2 separate regions of the Homo sapiens genome follow, and region 1 is linked to region 2. A link is an interaction called in ENCODE POLR2A ChIA-PET data of the cell type or tissue named here. Cell type or tissue: HCT116. All regions are shown on one strand. Links, peaks and the distances in the headings refer to the core of each region. The heading gives the core; the rest is flanking DNA.

Region 1 (9,323 bases), core at 1,581-6,580, 130 kb before region 2:
TGCACCAAACAGTATTGCCTCAAAACATATAAAGCAACAATTTCAGCATTGCAAGGAGCAACTGACAAATCCAGTGGGAGGCTTTAACACACCTCTCTCAATAATTGATAGATAATCAGACAAAATCAGAAAAGAACATATTATAGATGATTTGAGCTGCACAATAAGCTAACTTATCTTTCAATGATGATATATAGAAAACTATATCCAATATTTAAAGATGTTTTTTGAAGCACTTATGGGACATTTAAGAAAAAAAGTTGCAGAGATAAAAATGTAAAAAAGGAGCCCACGGAAGTAGTTCAATGCATATTTCAAACTCTAAGGATCTAAACCTATTTTGTCTTAAAAGACAGAGACCCTGTCTTTCTTCTTCATTGATATATCTCCAGAGTCTAGCACAGTGCCTGTCACAAAGGAGGCTGTAAATAGCCACTGAAGAACGAATGGTGAATGAATGATTCTCTACTGAAGATGGTGCAGGTTGCATGAGCAACCAGCAAGGCAGACGCTGGAGGTAACTAAAGCCCTTTCCAACACAGAGGGGACGAGAGGACAAGGTGACTGGCACCAGTCTCTAGGGAGAATTTATACCAAAAAAAGAAAGACGGAGTCATGACAGCCAAATCTTCAAATCTTCAAACCCAGTGAGAGAGGCATGTGGAAGAGTCTTTGAAAGCCAAGTCTTTGTGGTTCCTAATGGCAGAGCAGAGACCAGCAGACAGAACTAACAACTAACTGTCCAACACTGGCTGGAAACTGGCCTGACTGATCATCTAAGGCCCCTTATGACTCTGTGTGGGACAGAAGTCTGTCTAGCAGGTACTGGGACTCTCAGGTCGTGGACTGAGTAATCTTTCCCATTCTATCCTGTCTCAGAGATTTTTTCATTCAAAATTCCCTGGATACCCCATCCTGTAAGACCTGTCCAAGGTCCCAGATTCAGGAGGTGGTGGAAGAATAATAAGAGCTCCATTCTAGACACTCAACTCAGTCCTTTCTGCTCCATATCAGCCTCTCCTTTAACCAAAATGAGCACACTTTAATCTGTAAAGTGACATGCACTTTCTAAGTCTACCCTCATCCCAGGAAACCTCATTCTTCTAGCACATAGCAAGGGATTACAAATGCATACAGAAAGTGTTAAAATGAAAATGAAAATTCCTCAGCCTTCCAGAAGAAGGAAAGCAAGCTCACCTTGACCTCCGCAGATGGCTGAGTTGGGGGCCTGGTTCTGGGGGCTTCTCCTGCGGTCGGCCAATCATGCTGCTTTCATGCTGCTGGACAGGTGGGAAGAGGAGGCCTGGTCCTGTGGGGAAAAGAAAAAGGAAAGGTCATTTCCTCATCATTTGCTCCTAGCTCTTCATCACCATCCTGCAGAAGACACTACCAGAAATCCCAGGGAAATTCCCGAGGCTGTCCTCACCTACTCTTAGGTAATGAGGAAGCAGACAGGCATGCATTCAACAAACATTTCCAAAGGCCTGCAATGTGCCAGGCAGGGCACTGAGGAATGAGGCCATGGAGATGAACTGGATGCAGTCTCTACACTTAGGAAACAGAGAGAGAGAGAGAGACAGACAGACAGACAGACAGACACAGAGAGATATAGAGAGACAGAGAGAGATCTGAGTTTCATTATAATATCATTTGCTAAGTGCTGTGATTCCCCAAATCCATTCAACAGCTGACTTTCCTCATGGGGGAGCTACAGCAGCTTACAGGTGCCTTGGCATACAGCTTCTCAAGTTATTTGTCATGAAGAACCAGTTGTTTTGTTTTGTTTTGTTTTGTTTTGTTTTTTTCTGAGACAGAGTCTCACTCTGTTGCCCAGGCTGGAGTGCAATGGTGTGATCTTGGCTCACTGCAACTTCTGCCTCCCAGGTTCAAGCAATTCTCCTGCCTCAGCCTCCCAAGTAGCTGGGATTATAGGTGCCCACCACCACACCTGGCTAATTTTTGTATTTTTAGTAGAGACGGGGTTTCACCATGTTGGCCAGGCTGGTCTTGCACTCCTGACCTCATGATCTGCCCGCCTCGGCCTCCCAAAGTGCTGGGACTACAGGCGTGGGCCACCGTGCCCAGCCGAAGGACCAGTTTTTAAAAAATTTTCCACACCATTAGAGATGACTACTTTAATAAAATATAGTAAAAATGAACTGCTAGAAAAAGGAAATGAAAAGATACTGATACAAAGTGCAAGCTCACTTTTAAGTTCTTTGATTCAACAGATTATTCTGTCAAATCGGCATGAAAGTTACTAAGCACCGACTCAATTTCTGAACTTATCTCATGGACCGCTAAAGAGTTTGCAGAGAGCACCACTCCTGAGCCACAGCTGAGTAGCAGCATTGCTATAGTAGAGACTTCCACATTGCACACCTTTCCTAAGATGTCTAGCTGATATGTTCAGAGAGGGAGGCTAGAAAGAAAAATGATTTCAAATTCACTCTCTGGACTATAAAAAGTTAGTTCAGAGAGTCTCTCTTTGGGAAGGAGAACCACAGCAGGAGCTTTGGGAAAGTGTGGCTCCATGCTGTTTGGAGATAGGTGGTGGCACCCACCTGCTGTGTTCAGGTAACAAAGTGTGAGGCTCATGGAAAGCTGTTCCTGGAGCCCTGTCTGCCTCCACCCTGAACTTCCCAACCCTAACTATGGCAACCCCGCCTGAAGCTCCCTCCCTGAATGAGAAGAACAAAGAGTCATCTATTAAAATGCACTGGGACATTTCAGAAAATAAATCATTTTCAAGATGCCAAAAGGGCTGCTGGTATGCATTCCTACTATTTAATGCTATAAAATGATTTTTTTTTAAATGAGAAATCCTTTGTCTGTGACAGCTAGCTCCAAAAAAAACCTTTAACTGCCTATTTCCTTAATACTTGAGGGAGGCATTACAAGTCATTTTCACCCATTTGAATGTTTAAGAGAAAGTGCTCATTCTTCTAAATTCGCTGCTTTTAAGTAGTTCTTATTTTAAGCTTTAGAAGAAGATAACTCTGCAGAAGAAAACTTCCTTTTTCAAAGCCTTGTTTGTTTTGTTTTTTTAAATGCAAACACACATACACTCTCAACTCCCTGCTTCAAATGTTAAATCATCTGCAATTTTGGAGTTTGTTGCTCATGAAATTCTAGCGATAAGCACATCACAAACATTCCTATAGCAACAGAGTGTTTTTGAAGCAACATCTGTAATGTTACAAAGATTGTGTATCATTATCTCTGAATGTTGGCAAAGGGAAGGTTATGGGGAATAACTGTTTATGTACAAATAAGTCAGTACAGTAACTGGCAACCTGAATAGCAGACCTTACCAAGGAGCTAAGCATGGCACGGGTGGGAAGCAGGAATGCACTTCATTCCGTTTCTGTGAATAAATTCACCATCCTAACCCTCTATGTATGAAAACAACTTTCTAGGGTCCTCTCTGCAGAGGCGTGAGCTCTTGGAACTGCTTGTCTTATGGGCAAGAGTTTGTCTTAGACAACATATGGCCAACTTTTATTAGCCATCTATTGTAAGTCAGGCATGGAGCTAGACTCAGGGCTTCTAAAGACAGGTTCTTCTTCAAAGAGGCTCAAGAGAACCATATAAACAGATAATTACAATTCCCTAAGAAGAGATTATTGGCTGGAGTTAAGGGAAAGGAAATGAAATTAACTAGTTCAATCCATTCATCTAACCATCCATTCACCCATCCAATGTTGGCTGGTGCCTAGTATGTACTAGGCAAATGCAAGGCACTTGGCATACAACAGCTGAGTGAGACCAGTGTGTTCCCTACCTTCATGGAGCTTACAATCAAGTGCAAGAAGGAAACCAACATTAACAAATTAGAGATAACTATAATAGTGGTCCCCTAAAGAAACATAGCTAATGCATAATAGCATATGCCAGAAGATGGACTAGCATGGACATGGGGCAGAAATGCTTTCCTAAGGAATTAGTCTTTAATATGAGCCCTAAGAATAAATTACTGAAGCAAAGTAGGGAGGGCAGCAGGGGAAAGATAGAGAGCAAGGGTGCTGCTGGTACACCGAGTAGCCTGTGCAAAGGTCCTGTGACAGGATGGAGCATGGCATACTCTAATTAGGAGAGAAGGCTCTTAATCAGGACTGCACTGTTTCTTAACCTCACACTGTGCTCCAATCACTGTGGTATTCAAGACAGGCATTAAAGATGTACAGGTTTGGCTGCGCACAGTGGGTCCCACCTGTAATCCCAGCATTTTGGGAGGCAGAGGTGGGTGGATCGCTTGAGCCCAGGAGTTTGAGACAAAACCTGGGCAACATGGTGAAACCCCATCTCTACAAAAAAATACAAAAATTAGCCAGGTGTGGTGGTTTGTGTTTGTAGTCCCAGCTACTTGAGAGGATCACTTGAATCTGGGAGGTGAAGGCTGCAGTGAGCAGAGATCGCACCACTGCACTCCAGCCTGGGTGACAGAGGGAGACACTGTCTCATAAAAAAAAAAAAAAAAAAAAAAAAAGAAGATGTACAGGTTTTTCCAAAAGCACCCAAGAAGTTTTCTAGGGCAAATTAGGAACATATTGTGCCTAACTGCTAAATTCTCCCTCTTCCCAAACTGGCATGAGACATCCAAAATAGGGGCACCCTTGCCCTCCCTCCCAATGTATGATAAGTTTTAAGATTCTTACCTACTTGTTTTCTGCAACAGTGGTAAATTCAGTTTGGCCAGTGGCAAAATTAGGTGGCCAGTGCTGACACAGGGATGTGGATAAGCATTCTATTAAAATGATTGCTGGAGAAGCCTCACGGGGGTGTTACTTTCTAAGAAAGGTCATGCAATTTCATGCATAGCATGTGAGCTCTGGAGCTAAGGAGACCTAGGCTCTGCCCCTCACTAGCCGTATGGCCTTGTCCCACTTCTGTGAAATGAGGTTACTTAGCAGTGTCTTCCTTGCTGAACAGGCAGATCAGTGAGAGCGTAGGTCCCTCACTGAGCACGCTGCCCCTGCTCCTAATAGGCCCTGGATAAGTGGCAGCTGTTGCTAGCACTATACCCAGTGAGTGGGGATAATCATGCCCCTCCCTCTATGTGAATATCCACAAGAATCCACAAGGATTTCCCAGCCGGTGCTGACGCTGCAGGGCAGCTTTGCAAGGCTCAGAGTCAGCTATTGCTGACCAGGGGTTCTGATGACTTGCTATTTCTTGGTCTGTGCCTTCAAAGGTCCCCAACCACTGTGCTGAGAGATCCCAGAACAATCCAGATACCTGGCCCCTACCCCTTAGAAGTCAGTAGACCCTCCCAAGCCGAGACAATGAAAAAACTCTCCAGACATTGCCAACTGTCTCTTGCAAAATCACTCCCAGTTGAGAACTACCATTCTACCGTGTACAGAAAGGCCTACCCACAGCAAGAATTATCCAGCTCACAAAACCAGGGTGCTTACAGATAGCTCCTCCCAGGAGCTGAGGGCCTGAAGCCAGTAGACCTGGATTCTAGTTCTAATTCCAGCTCCACCATAATGATTAGGGTCCTCTTGGACAAACAGCCGAATCCCAGATGGCAGGGGAGGTGAACAGCTACTATATCCCAAAGGCCAAAGAACAGCTACTATATCCCATTCAGACCAGGCACGTTGCTAGGACTTCCCAGACAGTGCCTCTAGTACTTACAACCATCCTGCTGAGGTGCTGTAGGGATCACCATTCTACAAGTGAGGAAGCCGAGGTCTGATGCCTTGCCCAAGGCCACAGAACTGAGTGGTTGAGCCAGAGCTTTAAGGGCCAAATCCCATCCTCTTTATCCCATCACCCTGCCTCCTTACAGGGGTAGAAATCTTATCTCCTTCCCATATGACCAGTAAAGAGGCAGCCCTGGAGGGTTGTGTGACTTTCCAAGGACCTGTCACATCCACCATGCCACCAAGCAAGGCCAGAATCTTCCCACAGCCCCACGCTGCTATCAGAACCTCAGTTTCCCTTCTATACAATGGGGGTGACAAATGCCGCCTCACAGGCCACACTGCTGTCTGAGTTAAGGGAGAGTGAAGATTAGGAGTCTTAGGGAAGGAAGAAATTAATACACAGGAACAAGCACTTTAAATGAGTATCTAAAAGCCCAAATCAAAGAGGGGTTCTCTGCAGCCACAAGGCCGTTGAAAGGAAAAGAACAGCTCACATCTACCAGACCGAGGACGGGGGGTTCAGCCAGGGGAAGGGAGGGACACAGGATATAAACTATGAAGCAGGACCAAATGAAGTGTGAAGAATTCCCTCCATGCCACCCACAATTCATTAGAAATTGGCACAGATTTTAAAAAGAAGAAAAAGGAACAGGGGGAGGGGGATGCAGGAAAATGGAGAGGAGGGAGGAATTAAATGTGAGACAGGCTCTACAGAGCATCTGAGAAACAGTGCAGAGAGGAATCACTGCAATGAGATCCCAGGCTCCAGTCACCTAGGGACCCACAGTTCTGTCAAATGAGTTCTATGTGGAGATGCCAGAAGGAGATGTAATTTTCAAGTGAGGCCCAGAAACTTTTCAGACGTGAGGAAAACTCCCATTCTCTCTCCAAATATCTCTCCTTTTTTTTTTTTTTTTTTTTTTTTGAGACAGAGTCTTACTCTGTCTCCCAGGCTGGAGTGCAGTGGCGCGATCTCGGCTCACTGCAACCTCTGTCTCCCAGGTTCAAGCAATTCTCCTGCCCTAGCCTCTCGAGTAGCTGGGATTACAGGCATGCGCCACCATGCCCAGCTAATTTTTGTATTTTTAATAGAATGGAGGTTTTGCCATATTGGCCAGTCTGGTCTGGAACTCCTGACCTCAAGTGATCCACTTGCCTCAGCCTCCCAAAGTGCTGGGATTACAGGTGTGAGCCACCACGCCCGGCCAATCTCCCCCTTCTTTTGATGCCCTTCCTCTCTCTCCATGGAGGCTGAGTAAAGAATAATTTTCATGCACTGGAGGAAGGGGATCCTGCCCAGACCATGATGGGATATAGGCAGATCACTTAATCAGGCCCTCGTGTATCTGCTCATTCCAGAGCACAGAAGCTTGGGCCTTTCACACCAATATCAGAGCAGCTCAAACACTGACAGCATGTCAGGTGGACTCACCACAGGCTAACATGGGTGACAGGCTACCATCTGCTCCCCAGCCTCAGGCTGCCCACCCCTCCTTGCTCACAGCTCCAACCAGCTTGTCTTTCAAGTCCTCAGACACACCAAGCTCTTTTCTACCCCAGGGCCTTTGCACATGCCAGTCCCTCTGCCTGGGATGCCCTTTTCCCAGCTCTCCTCTCATTAGCATCTACTCATCTGTCAGGCTATAGCTTTGGGAAGATGTCTCCATCCCTCTGAAATTTAACTGGGCAACAGCATTTATCACAGTTGTAATTAATCAATTATGTGATTAACGAGTTGGTCTCCCCAGTCAGACTGTAAGCTCTATCAGGGCATGGGCTATGTCCGTTTTTTTCACCGCTGTGTCTAATGGCCTGGCACAGCAGTCAATCCTGATTACACATCAGAATCACCTGGAGCTTTAGAAACCAGGGATGCCTGGGTTTCACCTGGGCTCTTGTTGAACACCCTGTTAAACAAGAGCGTGTAAAGCTCGCCAGGTGGTTGTGATATGTGGCCAAGGCTGAGACCGCCGACTTGAAGAAGAGGACCTTGGCTTATGTCCTAGAACAATTCTGAAGCAGTGCAGGCAGTTATATTAATAGTAGGACCTTGCTCCCTTTGCTTGCATATACAATGTATCACCTAAATGTTGTGTTCCACCCTAGAGATTAATTTTGAGGAAATTCCAGAAGAAGAAAACAAAACCCTCATTGTTAAAGAGGAATACTATTCCTTTCATTAAGTGCTCCCCACACGGCCTCCTCCCCTCACACTCCTCTGTCCCTTTATTCAGGTTTATCACGTTCATCCTAAGGGCCACAGGATTAACTTGATGTGTTTCTGAAATACACTTAAATATTTGGAGTAAAATCCTTTAATTTTTAATTAAAACAGGCCCAGCTCTATATTACACAGTAGAATACAAAATTCCACATTAAATTTTATTAAAACAGGAGAGTTCAAGGCTATTTCATATTGGAACGGGCCCTCCAGGCCAGCCTCAGATGGACAAGTAGAGGAGCTTTGCAGAAACTCACCCAGGGGACACCAGGGGGTGGGTCATCTGTGCTGATCTGGCTTTCCCAGGACAAGTCAATGGCAAACTGTTCCTTTCTACTCAGTTGTGCTTACTAAAGGGGAGAGGTAAATGTATGAAAAAAAAAAAAAAAAGATCCGATCGCTATTACAACAGCACACGAAGTAACAATTCCAATTCCCTGATGGGCTTCCCCAGCCCAACAAAGGCACTGCTGCAGGGAGTCCCAGAACCTGGGAACAGTAGACTCTGACTGAACTCACTGAAAGAGGAGCTCTCATCAAAGTGGTGGTTCTCCAACTTTCAGGTCTACACGAACCATCCTGGGAACTTGTGAAGAATGAAGCTTCCCTTCACACCCACCAGGTTGGCCACAACCAAAAACACAAAATCACAAGTGTTGACCTGGAAGTGGAGACACTGGCACCCTATGCATTCCCAGTAGGGATGGAAAATGGTGTAGCCACTGTGGAGGGCAGTTCAGCTGGTTTCTCAACACATTTAAACATTGCATTACCATGTGACCCAGGAATTCTGCTTCTAGGTATATACCCCACATCACCGAAAATGGGTACTCCAACAGAAACTTGCACACAAATGTTCCTAGAAACATTATTCACAGAGCTGAAAAGGTGGAAAGAACCCAAATGTCCATCAACTGATGAGTGGATAAACAAATGTGTTATATTCATACAATGGAATATTATTCACCAATAAAAAGGAAATAAACACTAATACATGCAACAACATGGATGAACCTCGAAAACAGGGTGTTAAGTGAAAGACGTCAAACACAAAAGGTCACATAGTGTACGGTTCCTTTTATCTGGAACATCCAGAATAGGCCAAGGCATGGAAGCAGAAAGCAGGTTAGTGGTTGCAAGGGGCTGGGGAGGGCAGAATGGTGAGTGGGTACAGGGTTTCCTTCTGGGATGACAAAAATGCCTTGGAACTAGACCTAGGTGAGGTTGCACAACATTGTAAATGCAGGAAACGCCAATGACTTGTATACTTTAAAATGGCCGTGCAGCCATAAAGAAGAACGAGATCGTGTCTTTTGCAGGAACATGGGTGGAGCTGGAGGCCACTGTCCTCAGCAAGCTAACGCAGGAACAGAAAACCAAATATCCCATGTTCTTACTTATAAGTGGGAGCTAAATGATGAGAACTTATGAACACAAAGAAGGAAACA
Region 2 (9,323 bases), core at 2,406-7,405:
TGAGCTGGGGGCCCTCCCGAGCCCCCAAGGACACAGCACTGGACATATATTTACGGAGCGCCTACTGTGTGCTGGGCACTCTTCCGAGGGCTTCGGATGCAGCAGTGAACAAACCCATTCTAGGAGAGGGAGGACTGGCAACAAAGATAATGAACAAGCAAACTACAGAGGACGGGAACAGGCTGAAGTGTTTTGGAAGAAAAGGAACAACAGAGCAAGTAAAGGGGATGGGTCATTCGGGCGAAGGTGTGGCGCACCTAACTGGAGAGGTGAGGAAAGCCCTGTTGAGAAAGAGACAGACTTCTGAGCCAAGACTTGAAAGAGGGCCGGGAGGGAGCAATGCAGATGAGTATCTAGGTTCTGGAAGAGCAACCCCAGCAGAGAGGACGGCTGTGCAAAGGCCCTGAGGCAAGCGCATACCAGATATGGGGCTGGAGAGGAGGAATGAGGAGGAGAGCTGTAGAAAGACAGGGCCTCAGGGGGGCTAAGGACTACTGTATGGACTCTGGCTTGTACTGCTTGGTGGGGGCCGCTGATGGGTTGTAAGCAGGAGAGAGACAGGTTTCCTTGTCATTCTCTGCCACCCCATCCCATCATTCTTCCTGGTAATCTCCCTTGATATCATTTAATAAATATGGCTCAAAGCCCTCTCAGACTTCTGGTGATGAGTTATAAACTCAAACAATCTTAAGAAAACCGGCAAGTCCCACACCTACTGCCCCCCAAAATCAGTATTAGACCATCTTCCCTCACTCCAAAAAGCAAGGAGTTGAATCTTTTTTCTCTTAAGAGCTGCTGACCAAGAGAAGAAATAGAAAATGTTAATTAATAAGCCAGGCGCTATGGCTCATGCCTGTAATCCCAGCACTTTGGGAGGCCAAGACGGGTGGATCACTTGAAGTCAGGAGCTTGAGACCAGCCTGGACAACATGGTGAAACCCCTTTTCTACTAAAAATACAAAAATTAGCCAGTCGTTGGCTGGGCGCGGTGGCTCATGCCTGTAATCCCAGCACTTTGGGAGGCCAAGGTGGGTGGATCACGAGGTCAGGAGATGGAGACCACCATCCTGGCCAACATGGTGAAACCCCGTCTCTACTAAAATACAAAAAATTAGCCAGGCGTGGTGGTGCATGCCTATACTCCCAGCTACTTGGGAGGCTAAGCAGGGGAATCGCTCGAACCCAGGAGGCGGAGGTTGCAGTGAGCCAAGATTGTGCCACTGCACTCCAGCCTGGAGACAGAGCAAGACTCCATCTCAAAAAAAAAAAAAAAAATTAGCCGGGTGTTGTGGCAGGCAACTGAATCCCAGCTACTCGGGAGGCTGAGGCAGGAGAATGGCTTGAACCTGGGAGGTGGAGGTTGCTATGAGCTGAGATTGTGCCACTGCACTCCAGCCTGGGTGACAGAGCAAGACTCAGTCTCAAAAAAAAAAAAAAAGAAAAGAAAAGAGAAGAAAATGTTAATCAATAACTAAAGACAAGGGAAGAGTAATTTCATTCAGCAAATTTTTTCTTGAGAGTGCAAAAGCTAAAAAGCTTGTTTTTAGACTAAAAATGGAAAAAATTTATTCAATAAATAGAAGACATTTTAAAATACAGGCTACTTAACATATATATAACTAGCAATTAATAGAAAGGAGGAAAGCGAGAGATGGAGAAAAAAGGGAAGGTGGGTAGGTAGAAAGATAAGAATGGAAAATAGAATGACAAGTACAGAGAGGAAAATGGAGATATATGTGGAAAAGTACAGAAGGCTCCAAACAGAGAGGCAGAAAGAAAAAGGAACTGAAGTTCCACAGGGTCTGAGGTTTCTTACTCTTCATTCACTCCCTGCAGTTTATTAGGTCCAAAGCACCAGCGCTTAATCCTTTCATTCCCTACTGCCCTGTGGCTGCCCTGATACTCCAATTAGTGGGCCCTCTATTTACACCTCTTTATCCTTACGCTAAGTAGAACTGGAGGAAGGGAGGGAAGAGAGATTAAATTACTCTTCCTCTCAAAACTGGAAAGGCAGTGGCCCAGCCAACACTAGCCGGTCAAGCCAGAGGTGGCAGCAGAAATTCCCTTGTCACTCAATACACACCAGGGACCCCCCAACCCCACAATAGATACAATATAAGCCACTAGGCAACCTTACCTTCTCAAGCTATAAAGTGAGCCGCCATGTCTGAGACCAGGTCCCAAATGCACCTTCTGTCAATGGAAGCTTCTGTCCCAAATTGTCCCCACCTTCATGTCCCTCCCCCTACCCGATGAGAAAGAAAAAAAGGCCCAACTAACAGAAGACTGAGGAAGCCCTGAAATAAGCTAAAATGGTTAGAAAGAAAGTGATAATAAATGAGAACGATGAGCTCATGGTAGTATAGTATAGCAGTTAACAGTACAGGCTCTAGGGTCAGAATGCATGGCTCAGCTCTGCCACTGACAACTGTACCATGGGCAAGTGACCTATTCCCTCATGCCTCAGATTCCTCTTCTCAAAAAAGAGGACCAGTAATAATACCTGTGCCCTAGGGCTCTTGGGAGAATTAAAGTCAGTATTATACAGCATGTAAAAGAATTGTCTGGCACGTGGTGAGCATTATATGAATATTTCTCAAGAAATAAAAATACTTTTTAAAAAGGAAAGCTTCTTTCTGAACCATCCAAGAGAGAAAAGGTCTATAGTTTTATTTTTGTACATGCTATATGCATAAAAACAATCACTACTGATTAGTATTTTCAACTCTGATCATTTCTACTCCACACTTTTAAAATATGAATAAAATGCTTCAGCAAAAATATACAAAGACATTTGTGGCGGTATTATTCATAAAAGCAAACTGTGTGAAATGACCTAAGTATCTGACAATTGAAGAAAATGTGAGTAGATCATAAAAGCCATAACAGGGAGCTTGTGCAAATATTAAAAAATCACATGATGGGCCAGGCACAGTGGCTCACACCTGTAATCCCAGCACTCTGGGAGGTTGAGGTGGGTGGATAACTTGAGGTCAGGAGTTTGAGACCAGCCTGGCCAATATGGTGAAACCCTGTTCCTACTAAAAATACAAAAATTAGCCAGACGTGGTGGCAGGCGCCTTGTAGTCCCAGCTACTCAGGAGGCTGAAGCAGGAGAATCGCTTGAAGCCAGGAGGCAGAGGTTGCAGTGAGCAGAGATCATGCCACTGCACTCCAGCCTGGGAGACAAAGTGAGACTCTGTCTCAAAAAAAAAAAAAAAAAAAGTCACCTAAAGAATTAAAGAATGTTTAAAGACATGGAAAATACTTCTAATGTTAATCATAAAGGATACGAAATTAGACTTCGCTTTCAGGTATTATGGGGCAGTGAATATTAAACTAGTCCTCTGGTACAGAACAGCTACATAAGATAGATAAAATACAAGATAATTATAATAATAACATTTTGAAGGTGTGGAAATACAACAAGGCAGTTGGGACTTGAGGGACCAGGCTCCTAGAGGAAAGGGAGGTGCAGTGAGGTGAGCCATGTATTAGTAGCTACTGTTTTCCCTCAGGACACTTGCTAATCTGGTGCAAGGAACACAGAGGCAAAACAGAAAGCAGTAAATGAAAGCTTTCAGCAGCTTTCTCCCTGGGCCGAGAAGACAAAAACTGGAGTTCAGGGCTATGAACATATCCAAGATTTAAGAGCCCAAGATACCAGAAAAAAAAGTGAACCCCAAAGAAATGAGTCCAATGTTCTGCAAGCGATTTCTCCTCAAGGCACTGACACACACCTAAGTCTTCTGTGCACAGAGCTAAAACCTAGGAATCCAAACAGAAAAAAAAAAAGCTATTAAAACACTAGCACATTAAGCAGAGCTTTGGTAGTTTTACAGTGGCAAGCAGATGAAACTCTGAAATCAGGGCCTACCAAGGCCTTCTTGTACCATTGTACAGGTAAGGGCAAATAAAAAATATACCAGCCTTAACTGAGCCTCTACATTTTCCACGGTAAAATGCCCAGCACTCAAACAACAATCACCAAGCATGTCAGGAAATAGGACCAAACCAACAAAAATACACGATCAATAAAAACAAACCTCAGAAGGTATCCAAATATTGAAGTTGTCAGCCAGAACTTTAAAATTACAAGGGCCAGGCATGGTGGCTCACATTCATAATCCCAGCACTTTGGGAGGCAAAGGCAGGAGGATCACTTGAGGTCAGGAGTTCAAGACCAGCCTGGATAAACAGAGCAAGACCCCATCTCTACAAAAAAAAAATTTTTTTTAATTATCCAAGCATGGTGGAGCACACCTACAGTCCCAGCTACGGGAGGCTGAGTCAGGAGGACCACTTGGGCCCATGAGTTTGAGGCTGCAGTGAGCCAAGTTTGTGCCACTGTACTCCAGCTTAGGCAACAGAGTGAGCAAGACCCTGTCTCTGTTTTTCAAAAAAGAGAGAACTGAATAGATGTGCTTGACAACAAAAAGGAATAGTAAAAGAAATGACTGGTGCTGTGGAAGATGGGTCAGTAGAAAAAAATACATAAAGGCACAGAAAATACAGAAATGAGTTCCAGAGACATGTAGGATACCATGAAAGGGTCTAACATATGTGCAGGAGCCTGAGAAAGGGAGGAGAGGATTAAACAGCAAAAGCAAAATTGGAAGACAATGCTTCAAGAATTTTCTAAAACTGACCAAAAACACAGAGCCATGATTTACAGATGCACTCCAAACTCCACAGGGGATCCATATGAAGAGAACCACACCTATGTACATCATAGTAAAATTGCTAAAAAAAAAAACAAAGCCAAAGAGAAAAAACAGATATGTTACTTTCAGAAGAACCACAATAAAACTGACAGATGACTTTTTAACAGAAATGAAGGAAGCCAGAAGACAATGGAATGACATTTCCAAAGGACTGAAAGAAAATAAAACAAGCCCAAATCTCCCAAATATGAAGGTGAATAAAGATTTTTTTCCAGGGGAAAAAAATCTCCCAAATATGAAGGTGAATAAAACGCATTTTCCGACAAACAAAAACTGGGAGAACTGGAACACCAGCAGACACCCTCCACCACACACACACACACACACACACACACACACACACACACACACCCCTAATAGGAGTTATTCATGTAGAAAGAAATTAAGCTGAGAGAGAAGCATGCTTATATGGAAGGAAATGAAGAACAGCAAAAAGAGTAAGTATGTGGATTAATCTAAATTATTATTGTCTACATAAAACAATGGGCCGGGTGTGGTGGCTCATGCTTGTAATCCCAGCACTTTGGGAGGCCAAGGCGGGCGGATCACCTGAGGTCAGGAGTTCAAGACCAGCCTGGCCAACATGGTGAAACCCCGTCTCAACTAAAACTACAAAAAAGTTAGCTGGGCGTGGTGGTGGGTGCCTGTAATCCCAGCTACTTCAGGAGGCTGAGGCAGGAGAATCGCTTGAACCCAGGAGGCAGAGGTTGCAGTGAGCCGAGATTGTACCATTGCACTCCAGCCTGGGCAGAAACAGCAAAACTCTGTCTCAAAAAAAAAAGAAAGAAAGAAAATCAAACAAACAAACACACACAAAAAAAATGTCTTCTGGGGTTTCATAGAGAGAGAATTAAAATACACAAGACTTCAAAAGGCATAAGGGAGGTAAAAAAGGCCTAAGTGTTTAAGTGGCCTGAATTGTCCAGAAAACGGCTAAAACATTAATTAAGGGTAAGCTCTTTAAAAGTTTTTGTATTTTTTGAGGAGACATGGATGGCATGTATACAGAGCCGAGTGCATCTACTCAAAAAACACAAAAACTTAGCCAGGCATGGTGGTGCACTCCTGTAGTGCCAGCTACTCAGGAGGCTGAGGCAGGAGGATTGCTTGAGCCTAGGAGGTCAAAGCTATAGTGAGCTGTGATCACGCCACTGCACTCCAGCCTGGGTGACAGAGTAATACTCCTTCTTAGGAATTTACCGCCCAAAAAGAATCTAAGATGAACTTAAAGATTTATGTACAAGGATATTTATCAAAGTATTATTTATAATAGTTAAAAAATGATAAATAAGGTAAATTCCTAATAATAGGGACTAGTTAAATAAGTTATGGAGGCCGGGCGCAGTGGCTCACACCTGTAATCCCAGCACTTTGGGAAGCTGAGGCGGGCAGATCACGAGGTCAAGAGATCGAGATCATCCTGGCCAACATAGTGAAACCCCGTCTTTACCAAAAAAAAAAATACAAAAGTTAGCTAGGCGTGGTGGGGGGCACCTGTAATCCCAACTACTCAGGAGGCTGAGGCAGGAGAATCATTTGAACCCAGGAGGCGGAGGTTGCAGTGAGCTGAGATTGCACCACTGCACTCCAGCCCAGGCGACAGTGCGAGACTCCATCTCAAAAATAAATAAATAAATAAATAAGTTATGGGACCCAGTGCCCCGTACACAGTAGGCACTCCATAAATATCTGTTGAACATAGAGTCCATATGAAAGGATAATAAGCGTCTGGGCTCAGTGGCTCACGCCTGTAATTCCAGCACTTTGGGAGGTTGAGGCAGGTGGATCACGAGGTCAGGAGTTCGAGACCATCCTGGCTAACACAGTGAAACCTCGTCTCTACTAAAAATACAAAAAAATTAGCTGGGCGTGGTGGCAGGTGCCTGTAATCCCAGCTACTTGGGAGGCTGAGGCAGGAGAATGGTGTGAACCCAGGAGGCGGAGTTTGTAGTGAGCCAAGATCGCACCACTGCACTCCAGCCTGGGTGACAGAGTGAGACTCCGTCTCAAAAAAAAAAAGGATAATAAGCAACTATTTTTTTAAGTTTCCAAAAAATATTTAATTAGTAAGTATTAAATCACATTCAAAAGAACCCTAATATGATTTTGAAAGCATAATATCATAGCTAATATTTATTAAGAACTTACTATCTGCTAGGCACAGCCCCAGATGTTTTACATGTATTGTCTCATTTCATTTCACCCAGGCCTATTGTTATTTAAAGTGAATGAAGGATCCTGGATTCAAATCCAGGCAGTCTGACTGCAGTGCTTAAATTTTTAATCACTAGACTTTACTGCCTAGAAAAAATACTGGAAGGAAATATATTAAAATGTTAACAGGGAGGAATTAAAGCCCTTTTTTATTTTCTTCCTCATCTGTGTCAGTATTTTCCAAATTCTCTATAATCACTATGAATTATTTGCAATCTCCCTCTACAAAAAAAAAAAAAAATATATATATATATATATATATATATATATATATGAACTACTTTCACTTACCATTTATACAATTTCAGTGAAAAAGTCTTAACACTAACAAAGCTTTCAATTATGTCTGCTCCAGGCCTTAGAGGCAGGAGACTGTGGTGTAAATGTGAGGCAGAACATTCTGACCAGGAAAGGCTGATGAGCCTGATCCAGAGACTGCAGAGCCCATGACTTCCATTCCATAAATACGTCATCATCATCTTGCTTAGCAAGTGTGGATTTTTACACACATTCTGCTAGTTAATCTTCCTAATAACCAAGTAGATGTGACCACCTCAGGAAACGGAGGTTCAGGAAGGTGAAGTGACCCTCCTAGGGACACACAAGGGCACTCCAGCTCTGGTTGGAGGTCCTCCCACTTGCAGCCCAGCCACCAATGATTCCCCCAAATCATGTGGAATAATTTGGGGCAGACCTGAGAGCACATTCAGCCCCAAACACTTCTGGAAGCTAACAACGTGTGTGAACCACGCACCCATCGCGCCCAAAGCCCAGGGATGGCACTGAGATCCCACCCTCACAGAGTTTCACCCCCTCAGAAAATGATTATGCAGAAGAGTAAAGAATATGGCTTCACAGTTCTCAAAGCACTTTTGCATTTTTTTAAATCTCATTTTACTCTCAAAATAAACCTTTTCAGTCAGTAAAACAAAGGTACTGAGAGGACATGGAAAATGAGGCTCCAAGAGTTAGCGCTATCCACGAATAGCCCCAGAGGGTTGGCATGGTGTTCCTTCCACCATATTATCATAGTCATATTTTTGAAGGAAACTCAAGTCATGCTGTCTGGTAAGGCGAAATGGGAGGTAGGATAAGCAAGGGGGAAAAGAACCTGCTTTTACAGTCACCCAGGTCTGAGTTCCGGAGTCTGAATCCCTGCCCTGCAATTTACTAGCCATACGACCTTGAACGAGCTTCTGCATTTCTTTGTGCCTCCATTTCCCCACCTGTATAATAAGGATAAGAATGCCTTCCTCATGCAGTTGTTCTGAGGGTTAAAGGGGGAACAGACCTAAAATGATGGTGTGCATCTGCACTTAGTAGGCAGCTGTTATTTATTTATTTATTTATTTATTATTTATTTTTGAGACAGAGTATTACTCTGTCTCCCAGGTTCGAGTGCAATGGCGTGATCTCAGCTCCCTGCAATCTTCGCCTCCCAGGTTCAAGCGATTCTCCCGCCCCAGCCTCCCGAGCAGCTGGGATTACAGGTGCCCGCCACCATACCTGGCTAATTTTTGTATTTTCAGTAGAGATGGGGTTTCACCATGTTGGCCAGGCTGGTCTCGAACTCCTGACCTCAAGTGATCCACCCACCTTGGCCTCCCAAAGTGCTGGGATTACAAGAGTGAGCCACCGTGAGCGGCTTGCAGCTGTTACTTTTTAAAATGTATCCTGTCCCCCAACATATACAAGGTAAGGTCGCCATGGCCAGAGCACATTGCCTCACCTTCCTAAAGAAAACAATCCCCCTGGCCGGGGGCGGTGGCTCACGCCTGTAATCCCAGCACTTCGGGAGGCCAAGGCAGGTGGACCACCTGAGGTCAGGAGTTCGAGACCAGCCTGGGCAATATGGCAAATCCCCACCGCTACTAAAAATACAAAAATTAGCCAGGTGTGGTGGTATACACCTGTAGTCCCAGCTACTTGGGAGGCTGAGGCAGGAGAATTGCTTGAATCTGGGAGGTGGAGGTTGCAGTCAGCCGAGATCACACCACTGCACTCCAGCCTGGGCAACAGAGTGAGACTCTGTCTCAAAAAAAAAAAAGAAAAAGGAAAAAAGAAAGAAAATAACCCCCTTGTGCTTTTCCAAATTCTGCCATCCTGGTTAAGACTAGATTCATATCAGCTACTTGCCTTTTTAAAACTCTTTCCAAGTTTTTAAATTTAAGCCCCAAAAGTGTCCTCACAGAAGGAGCAGGTACGAGTTGAGAAGGACAGAAGGCTGAGACCCCAGGCTCTGTGTTCTGTGCTTCTGTGCAGATTAGATCAGAGGGTTTAGATATGGGAGGACACAGCATACGGCCTGCCCTGAAGGGAATCACACAGGTGAGCACAGGATGGGAGGGGAGGGGAAGGAGGGCAGCCCACCAACAGAGTGGAGAG

The links. Peaks named below come from ENCODE experiments on the same cell type or tissue, not always from the same donor. Only the 100,000 strongest peaks of a DNase experiment are listed, where the experiment ranks them.
Region 1: POLR2A ChIA-PET joins it to region 2 with 6 read pairs; 3 of 35 experiments call an interaction of 5 or more read pairs at or near these places.

Annotation. Positions count from the first base shown.
Region 1 is chr6:42,299,441-42,308,763 of GRCh38, forward strand. TRERF1 (transcriptional regulating factor 1) reads right to left here. Exons shown (of 18, transcript NM_001395490.1): 4 at 1,198-1,309. Among named protein-coding and RNA genes, the nearest start is that of MRPS10, 86 kb to the left of the region's middle. In HCT116, for the core only: no CTCF peak of the experiment used is centred there; no DNase peak of the experiment used is centred there.
Region 2 is chr6:42,429,637-42,438,959 of GRCh38, forward strand. All of the region lies in intron 2 of TRERF1 (transcriptional regulating factor 1), which reads right to left. Among named protein-coding and RNA genes, the nearest start is that of TRERF1, 18 kb to the right of the region's middle. In HCT116, for the core only: no CTCF peak of the experiment used is centred there; a DNase peak (open chromatin) is centred at 4,784.